Linked DNA regions of Homo sapiens: region 2 is linked to region 1. The links are chromatin contacts, found by Hi-C or POLR2A ChIA-PET in ENCODE. All regions are on one chromosome and are shown on one strand. Each heading gives the region's core, a stretch centred on a gene start or an enhancer-like site at or near the end of the contact. The rest is flanking DNA. Distances are from core to core; before and after follow the strand shown. Region 1 has its middle 39 kb from the start of MIR3616. Region 2 overlaps NCOA3 (nuclear receptor coactivator 3).

Region 1 (4,057 bases), core at 645-3,144:
TGGGGCAGTGATGTGGGAAGTCTTTTTTTTTTTTTTTTCAGACGGAGTCTTGCTCTGTCACCCAGGATGGAGTGCAGTGGTGCAGTCAAAGCTCACTGCAGCTTCCACTTCCTGGGTTCAAGTGATTCTCCTACCTCAGCCTCCCGAGTAGCTGGGACTACAGGCGTACACCACCATGCCCCTGCTAATTTTTGTATTTGTAATAGAGACAGGGTTTCGCCATGTTGGCCAGGCTGGTCTCAAACTCCTGACTTCAGGTGATCTGCCCGCCTCAGCTTCCCAAAGTGCTGGGATTACATGCGTTAGCCACCATGCCTGGCCAATGTGGGAAGTCTTAACACAAAGGTCCTGCAATGTAATCTGGACATTGTTGGTTGCTGTGCAATCTCCTAATCCATCTCTCTGGCCTTCCCAGGGATTTGTGAGCCACTCAATATCCTTTAACAAATGCCTTTTCTGCTCAAATTAGCTGGAGTGCATTCTGTTATTTGCAACTAAAAACCTGACCCCTCCCAATTCATGTATCCCCCAAGTGTCCGTTTCCCGAGCTGCACAGAGTGGAATAACCACCCCAGGGCAGCTAAGAGAAGCCTGGGGAGTCATTTTGTAAACTCACCACGGTGTCACACACACACACAGGGCTAGTTGTGACTGGGGCAGTGTTGCCTGATGATTCACTGAACTGGCTTGGGAAGTAAGCAGACTGGTTTGAGTCCCGGCTCTGCAGTGACCTTTTGTGTGATCTTGAGCAAGTCACTTTTTTCTCTCTGAACCTCAGCTGCCTCACTGGGAGAATGGGCCTGTTACGAGGGCCTGCTCCATGTAGGGAGTTATTACAAAACCCGAAGGATTACAGCATGGAAAGCCTCAGCACAGAGCCCCACGTGGGGCAGGCCCACATCAGCGACACTTGGAGGAATATAGGTGACCTTTGCTTCTCTAGACTAAAGAAAATAAATAAGAATATAGATGGGGTCCTGATGTACCCTGATATGAAGGTGGCAGCTAAATGCTGACCTTTGGAAAACTCAACTCTGATTATCGCCACTCGACTGTATAGTTTAAAATGGACGGTCGGCCGGGCGCGGTGACTCATGCCTGTAATACTAACACTTTGGGAGGCCAAGGCAGGTGGATCGTTGAGGTCAGGAGTTTGAGACCAGCCAGGCCAACATGGTGAAACCCCGTCTCTACAAAAAATACAAAAATTAGCCAGAAATTGCTTGAACCCGGGAGGCGGAAGTTGCAGTGAGCCAAAATCGTGCCACTGCACTCCAGCCTGGGCAACAGAGTGAGACTCTGTCTCAAAATAAAATAAAATAATAAAATAGACAGGCACACTGGCTCACACTTATAATCCCAGCACTTTAGGAGGCCAAGGCGGGTGAGTCGCTTGAGCTCACGAGTTCAAGACCAGCCTGGGCAACATTGTGAAACCCCGTCTCTGCAAAAAAATTTAAAAATTAGTTGGGCATGGTGGCGTGTGCCTGTAGTCCCAGCTGCTCAGGAGGCTGAGGCGGGAGGATGGGGTGAGCCTGGGAGGCGGAAGTTGCTGTGAGCAGAGACGTCCCTATAGCACTCAAGCCTGGGCGACAGAGCAAGACCTTGTCTCAAAAAATAAATAAATAAAATAATTGGGCTCAGTCCCCTCGGAAAGAAACCCCCTTCAGGTTCTACTGAACGGTGAGCCCCTCAGAGAGGGCTCCCAATCACATCATCTCCCTACCCGCCTAGCTTTATTTACCTTCAGCGCATCTAGCCCGCCTGGGATTATATTACATGCATACAGGTATCAAATTGCTTCCCAGTGAGAGTGTCAGATCAATAAGGACAGAGACCGAACCTGTTTTGTTCACTACTGTGTCACTACTGAGGACTTGACTCATACAGAGAGCTCAGTGAACAGCTGTCTCCGGAATGAAGGGTTTTGGCCCACGTGCTCGCTGTCCCCAGTGGGCCAGATCTCTCCACAGGCTGCAGTTTTGCCTATGGCCACCAGATAGCGAGCTTGCTGGACTGCATGAAAAGGTCTGAGCCAGTTCCTGCCCCGGTCATTGCCAAAGGAAACCAGCAAGGAACTGGCAGCTTCTGCCAGGTTCACCAGACCTCACTGCATCTCCCTCTTCTTCTCCTCATTCTGAAAACACTCAACCCAGACTGGAACCTTCAAGCCCCTCCCCTCCTACCTGGCCTCTCACTGACCCACTGGTGTGGCCTGAGAAGTAAGCAGATTAGAGAGTGTTCTAATTAGGTGGAGTGGATTCTGTTATTTGCAACTAAAAACCTGACCCCTCCAAATGCATGTAACCCCTGAGTCTCAGTTTTCCAAGCTGCACAAAGAGTGGAATAACCACCCCACTGGGCAGCTAAGAGGAGCCTGGGGAGTCATTTTATAATGGTGCTCACTGCAGGGCCGTTTGCCGTGGCCAGAGTTTGGGGACAATCTCAATGTCCACCAGCTGGGGGCTGGCCACATGCATTATCCCGTGTCCACATAGCAGATATCACACCCCCTAAAAATGGATGGAGGTGCTCTTGAACTGCACTGATATGGATCAATACTCAAGGCTTCAGATTAAGTTTAAAAAAAAAAAACGGGGCAAGGGGACAGGGCAGAAGAGTGTGTATCAAATGCTATCATTTATGTAGAAAAAGGGGGCCGGGAGCAGTGGCTCATGCCTGTAATCCCAGCACTTTAGGACACCGAGGCGGGCAGATCACCTGAGGTCAGGAGTTCAAGACCAGCCTGGTCAACATGGTGAAACCCTGTCTCTACTAAAAATACAAAACTCAGCTGGGCATTGTGGCGGGTGCCCTTAATCCCAGCTACTCGGTAGGCTGAAGCAGAAAAATTGCTTGAATCCAGGAGGTGGATGTTGTAGTGAGCTGAGATTGCGCCACTGCACTCCAGCTTGGGCGACAGAGCGAGACTCCGTCTTAAAAAAGAAGAAAAGGAGCAGAGAAAAATGTCTCTGCATTTGTTTGTAAATGCAGACTCTCCCTGAGGACTATGTGGGAAGGGGGATTGGAGGGGACCGAGGTAGCAGGGAGGGAGAGGCTTTATACTATGGGCCCTTTCGTATCTTCAGATTTGAGTCATGTGGGCTGTTTTACCTGGTCAGATGAATGGTAAAACTAAAAGCAACCATTTCTCTATCCTCGAGTAAGCAAGCCACTTCCCTAGATGTCTTTGCTTCTAAGGGAGGTTGCGGCAGAGGCTGGATGGGGGTGCAGTGGGACACCTCAAGGTGGCCTCTGCATTTGAATGCTGCGCTGCTGGCTACTCGCTACTTAGGAGCCCAGCTGCTGGCTGCTCGCTACTTAGGAGTGGCATGACCTTCATTGTGTCCAAGCCCTGGGGACACAGCAGGGAACAGAGAAAGCACCTCCCTCACCCAGCTCACATTCAACTGGGACACACAGGAGAAGTAATAAAACCCCACACCCTTTGCTCAGAGATATGAAGAAAATATTGAGGGCATGATGGGCCCGTGGGCAGGTGGCTATTTCAGGAGTGACATCTGAAGAATCAGGTACCAGCCACAGAAGAGGGTATCAGGTCAAAGGAGCAGAGAGTGCAGTTGAGACTAGAAAGGCAGGAGCTGAAAGAAGACAATGGATGACCCCTCGTAGCCATGGCCCCTCCTTTCTCTGGTCTTCAGGATGAAATGAGACAACAGAGGAAAGGTGCACACACATGCCCAGGAACGGGAAGCTAACATTCTTCTCACTTAAAAAAATGACTTGGAGGCTAGGCACGGTGGCTCACACCTGTAATCCCAGCACTTTGGGAGGCTGAGGCAGGCGGATCACCTGGGGTTGGGAGTTCGAGACCAGCCTGACCAACATGGAGAAACCTCATCTCTACTAAAAATACAAAATTAGCTGGGTGTGGTGGTGGATGCCCGTAACCCCAACTACTCGGGAGGCTGAAGCAGAATTGCTTGAACCCGGGAGGCGGAGGTTGCAGTGAGCCAAGATCGCGCCATTGCACTCCAGCCTGGGCAACAAGAGCAAAACTCTGTCTCAAAAAAAAAAAAGACTTGGGAGGCCAAGG
Region 2 (4,057 bases), core at 448-2,947, 370 kb after region 1:
TGCTGCTGGAGATGGAATCCTATCTGAGGGTTAATAATAATGCCATCACCCATTCCCTTCCCCCAGCCTTATGCTAGAGCCTAGTTTGCCTGCAGCTGCAGTGCTAGGCATCTTTCAGGAAGTGACCTTGGCTTGTATTAATCAAATTCAGAACACACAAAAAAGCTTCTTGCTAACATGCTGACTTGATGTAAAATTTTATCGCATCCATTTTGTTTCAAAATGAGGCCATTTTGTAAAAAGAAGATATACAGAAGACCCCTAATTTATTATATATCTATATATACGTATATGTAAAGCTTTTGCAAACCATGTTGAAAAAACAACTAGGTCTATTTTAAAGTAGACTTTTTATTGCCAAATATGCATAAACTTAAATCATGAAGGCTTGGGAATTGTTACTAGAAAATTACTTCTTTTAATGTCGAATTAAGAAAAAACTATCAGCATCGAGTTTATTTACTATCTTAACTGACATTATATTGCTATATAAACTTTAAACACTGAAGTTATTTTGGAACCCTTCAGCAGTTATATTAAGTCACACACTTCTGTATATTTGCTTACTTTCACGTTTTCAGAAATAACTGGTATCTTACTTTGCTGGTTTGGATAAGAGCTAATATCCTACATGAAATCGTTTTCTTAGGCAATGGTGGTGCCTACAGGGTATTCTAAACGTAAAGGTAAATTTAAGTCAATGAGTCTGTTAAAATTCAACTACCTATTGTGTCAAAGAGAGAAATATTGCTAACTACAAATTTACAGTGTGTTCATTTAGGATTTGACTAATCATTTTAATAGTAGAGCAGTTAATACAGCGATTTCACTTTTATCCTGTGGTGCTTCAAAGGCATCTAGTTTTTAAATGTAGTCCAGTTAAGGTGTATGTAGTAGAGGTTTTCATTTTAGACTTGCTCAATGTTAAATATAGAATGTTGAAAATATTATTTAATGGATTAGTTTATTGGTTTCTGCATTTGAAGAAATTTACATAAATTAGTTAGGGAGCAGTTGTACCTACTGCCAAATGGTTCACTCCTGAGTTTATTGTACAGTTACTCCCAGGTACTGAAATATAAGAAAAGAAAAATTTAAACCTTAGCTAAGAGCTCTGCCTGCATTTCTGTGGATCCACATTATGAAAAGGATAGAGGAACATTACCTGTGTATAGTAATGGTTTGAGGAGAGGGTAGGGAAACTATGCAAATAAAAAAATTGGGGTATAGGCAAATCCTTCAGTTAGATGTCTTTATTATCTGAGTTACTTTTAAAGCATTTACTGGATACACAACCAGTATTATCTTTTTACCATCCTATAAATTGTTCATAGAATTGCAACCTCATGGAGGAAAATCCATCTCCTTTACCTGCCTAAATTTATTCTTTGTCTTGATACTAGCATTAATAATTGGTTTGTTAGATACTACAGGCTAAAGAAACTCAGATTTCAAGAAGAAAGAAGATAATTACTCGATCATTTCTCCCCTCAAACACCTGTTTAAAATATATTGTCTTGAATAAAATTGTCACCTTGAACTTATTGTGTTCTTTGCCTTCTCCACTCCCCTGTCCTTAAAAAAAATAAAAAGAAGGGAAAGCCTTATAAGAAAAGGAAAATGTGCAATCCTGGTAGCCAATGAGTTAATGTTCATTTGCAGCCCGAGGGGTCAGCATGCAGCCTGTGTTTCCTGATTGGCTGCTAAAAGGTGAAATTGAAACCACTGTAAACTTTTGACCCTGTAGCAATTCTTGTGGAACGCCTTCCACTGGTGGAGCCCAGAGCTTTGCTCACTTCCCCACCCAACTCTCCCACCCTCTTTCCTGTATTTATTTTGTGTGATCCTGCAGCACTGCATGCAGTTTTTCCAAAGTGGCAGGGAGAGAGAGGCAGAACAAGCGCAAGCAAGCGGCTTGCTTGAATGCCTGTTTTGGTAACCATTGGATAAGAGCTAATATTCAACTCAGCCAAAGATATCAGGCCTTTTATACTAATCTGCCAACCAGATTTTTAAGTTTTCTCCTTAATCTAAAGCTAATTTAAAAAAATTTAGGCTAGTTTAGTTCCATTGTTCATCAGTGGATAGTATCGTTGTATAAGCAAAAATGTATGGCATAATTTCCTGGATGTCTTGAATTAAAAATAAGTTTTAAGTTTTAGCTACCTTTACCCCATTTATGTTTCCTGTATCCCTATGTAATTTTTACACAAATGGCCATTTCATAGAAGGTTTTTTGTCTTTTGCCTTTATTATGAAGAAACTCAAATGGCATTTTGGTTATGACAACTCTGGACATAATTGCAGAAATTGTACAATTAATGCCTCCCCCTTTGGCTGAGATAAATGGTTTTGGATTTGTCTTGCTTTCACATGTAAATAGTGTTGAACAGTTAACAACCCCATGAAAAAGGCAGGGTAGTTTTTCTCTATTCTTTCCTTATACTCTCATGGGACTCTGGTCTTTTTAATTCTTCCTTTTATCCATGGTGTCTAGCACAATGTGGCACATGGATGCTTAGCAGATGCTTACTGAATGAACATAGCTTTCATTTTAGGAACTTTAGGTCTGTTTATACCTGCTTCCCTTTTCCTAATTAATTGATGGCAGCAACTGTGATTTGCTTATTTCCAAGTGCCAGTGCAGTGCCTGATTCTAATAGATACACAGCAAGCATTTAATTGAAATCGAATTAAAATCTAACACAAGATCATTTCAAGAAGCAGGACTTTACAAAATCTAGGTTTTCAGAAGCCAAGGCGTCTGTTTTCACTGCGTTATTATGAATTTTCAGGCTGATTCCGTATAGAACTAAATGTTTAATTTATTAAATATGTAGAATACATTATAAGTCAGCTTGATTCTTTCTAGTATATATCACAAGATATGTGGTAATACCTGTCTTTATTTTACTAGACATGCATATGCTGTAATTTGAAATAATTCCTTGTCCCCCACTCCCTTATCAAGAAGATTATAGCATTTAAAAAAGATTGTTATAAATGTCTTACCAATGTTCTCCTGGGAAGCAAATACATTTTTACTTAATTGAACATACAATAATGGACTAAGTAATGGGAAAAAAAAATTCTTAAACTGAGTTAAGTTTATATAGCTCAAAAAAAGTGGTACCATTTTATATAACTTTATTATTATTATTTTTTAAGACAGAGTCTTGCTCTGTTGCCCAGGCTGGAGTGCAGTGGCGCGATCTCAGCTCACTGCAACCTCTGCCTACGGGGTTCAAGCGATTCTCCTGCCTCGGCCTCCCGAGTAGCTGGAACTACAGGCGCCCACCACCACACCCAGCTACTTTTTGTATTTTTAGTAGAGATGGGGTTTAGCCATGTTGGCCAGGCTGGTCTCGAACTCCTGACCTCAGGTGATCTGCCCACCTCGGCCTCCCAAAATGCTAGGATTACAGGCATGAGCCACTGCACCCAGCCCCATTTTATATAACTTGAAATGTTCATATGATTTTCAACTTGCATTTGGTCTTCTCCTTTCATTATAGCTACAGATTAGCTGTAGTTGATTGTTGCAAGTGAAACCTGTGGTTAGAGTTTTGATCAAAGATACTTATCACTTGATAAATAATCCCAACTGCAAAAGTGTTGGATTTTGACGTTAAATTTAACACTAATATTTTGCAGCCTTTAACCTGAAATTCATTTGGTGACCCAGTCTACTCTGTAGTACTTTGAAGATTATTGAGCAACAGCTAGCTTTTCCCAGTGACAGTGGCTCCCCTTTTCTGTGATTTTAGGGAAGTGAGGAAGGAGATCCTGGGAGCAGTGCCAGTGGGAGCTTGGAAAGAACAATGGGTTTAATATGATTAATTGTAGAATCCTTGCCCCTTTTCATGTTCAACAGTAAAAGAAAAACATGTTTATAATATTCAGTGGCTGCTTTTTGCCCTGTTGGTGTTTCCAAGCATTATATATTATATAGTTTGGATTTTCCTGTGTATCAACTCCTCTCCCCAATTTTATTCTTTGTTCTGGCTTTGAGGCATATCTTCTCAGACTAGCTATTAACAAGGCTTAATTTGATGTT

What was found. Hi-C counts contacts between places; a loop is a spot of excess contacts on that map. ChIA-PET counts read pairs that join two places held with the same protein, here RNA polymerase II (POLR2A). Pooled maps may share reads with other maps.
Region 2: a pooled map shows a loop between it and region 1 (2.3-fold over the local background). The contact joins two enhancer-like sites. A Hi-C loop is called at or near these places in 3 of 50 pooled maps. POLR2A ChIA-PET finds 5 or more read pairs at or near these places in 3 of 52 experiments (GM12878, activated CD8-positive, alpha-beta memory T cell and activated T-cell).

The regions. Positions count from the first base shown.
Region 1 is chr20:47,203,862-47,207,918 of GRCh38, forward strand. No RefSeq gene overlaps it. Among named protein-coding and RNA genes, the nearest start is that of MIR3616, 39 kb to the left of the region's middle. RefSeq lists a silencer at 3,224-3,518. Within about 2 kb of position 1,895, at least 5 of the 41 ENCODE cell types and tissues checked have a DNase peak (open chromatin) inside an H3K27ac peak, as active enhancers do.
Region 2 is chr20:47,575,039-47,579,095 of GRCh38, forward strand. All of the region lies in intron 1 of NCOA3 (nuclear receptor coactivator 3), which reads left to right. Among named protein-coding and RNA genes, the nearest start is that of NCOA3, 75 kb to the left of the region's middle. Within about 2 kb of position 1,698, at least 25 of the 41 ENCODE cell types and tissues checked have a DNase peak (open chromatin) inside an H3K27ac peak, as active enhancers do.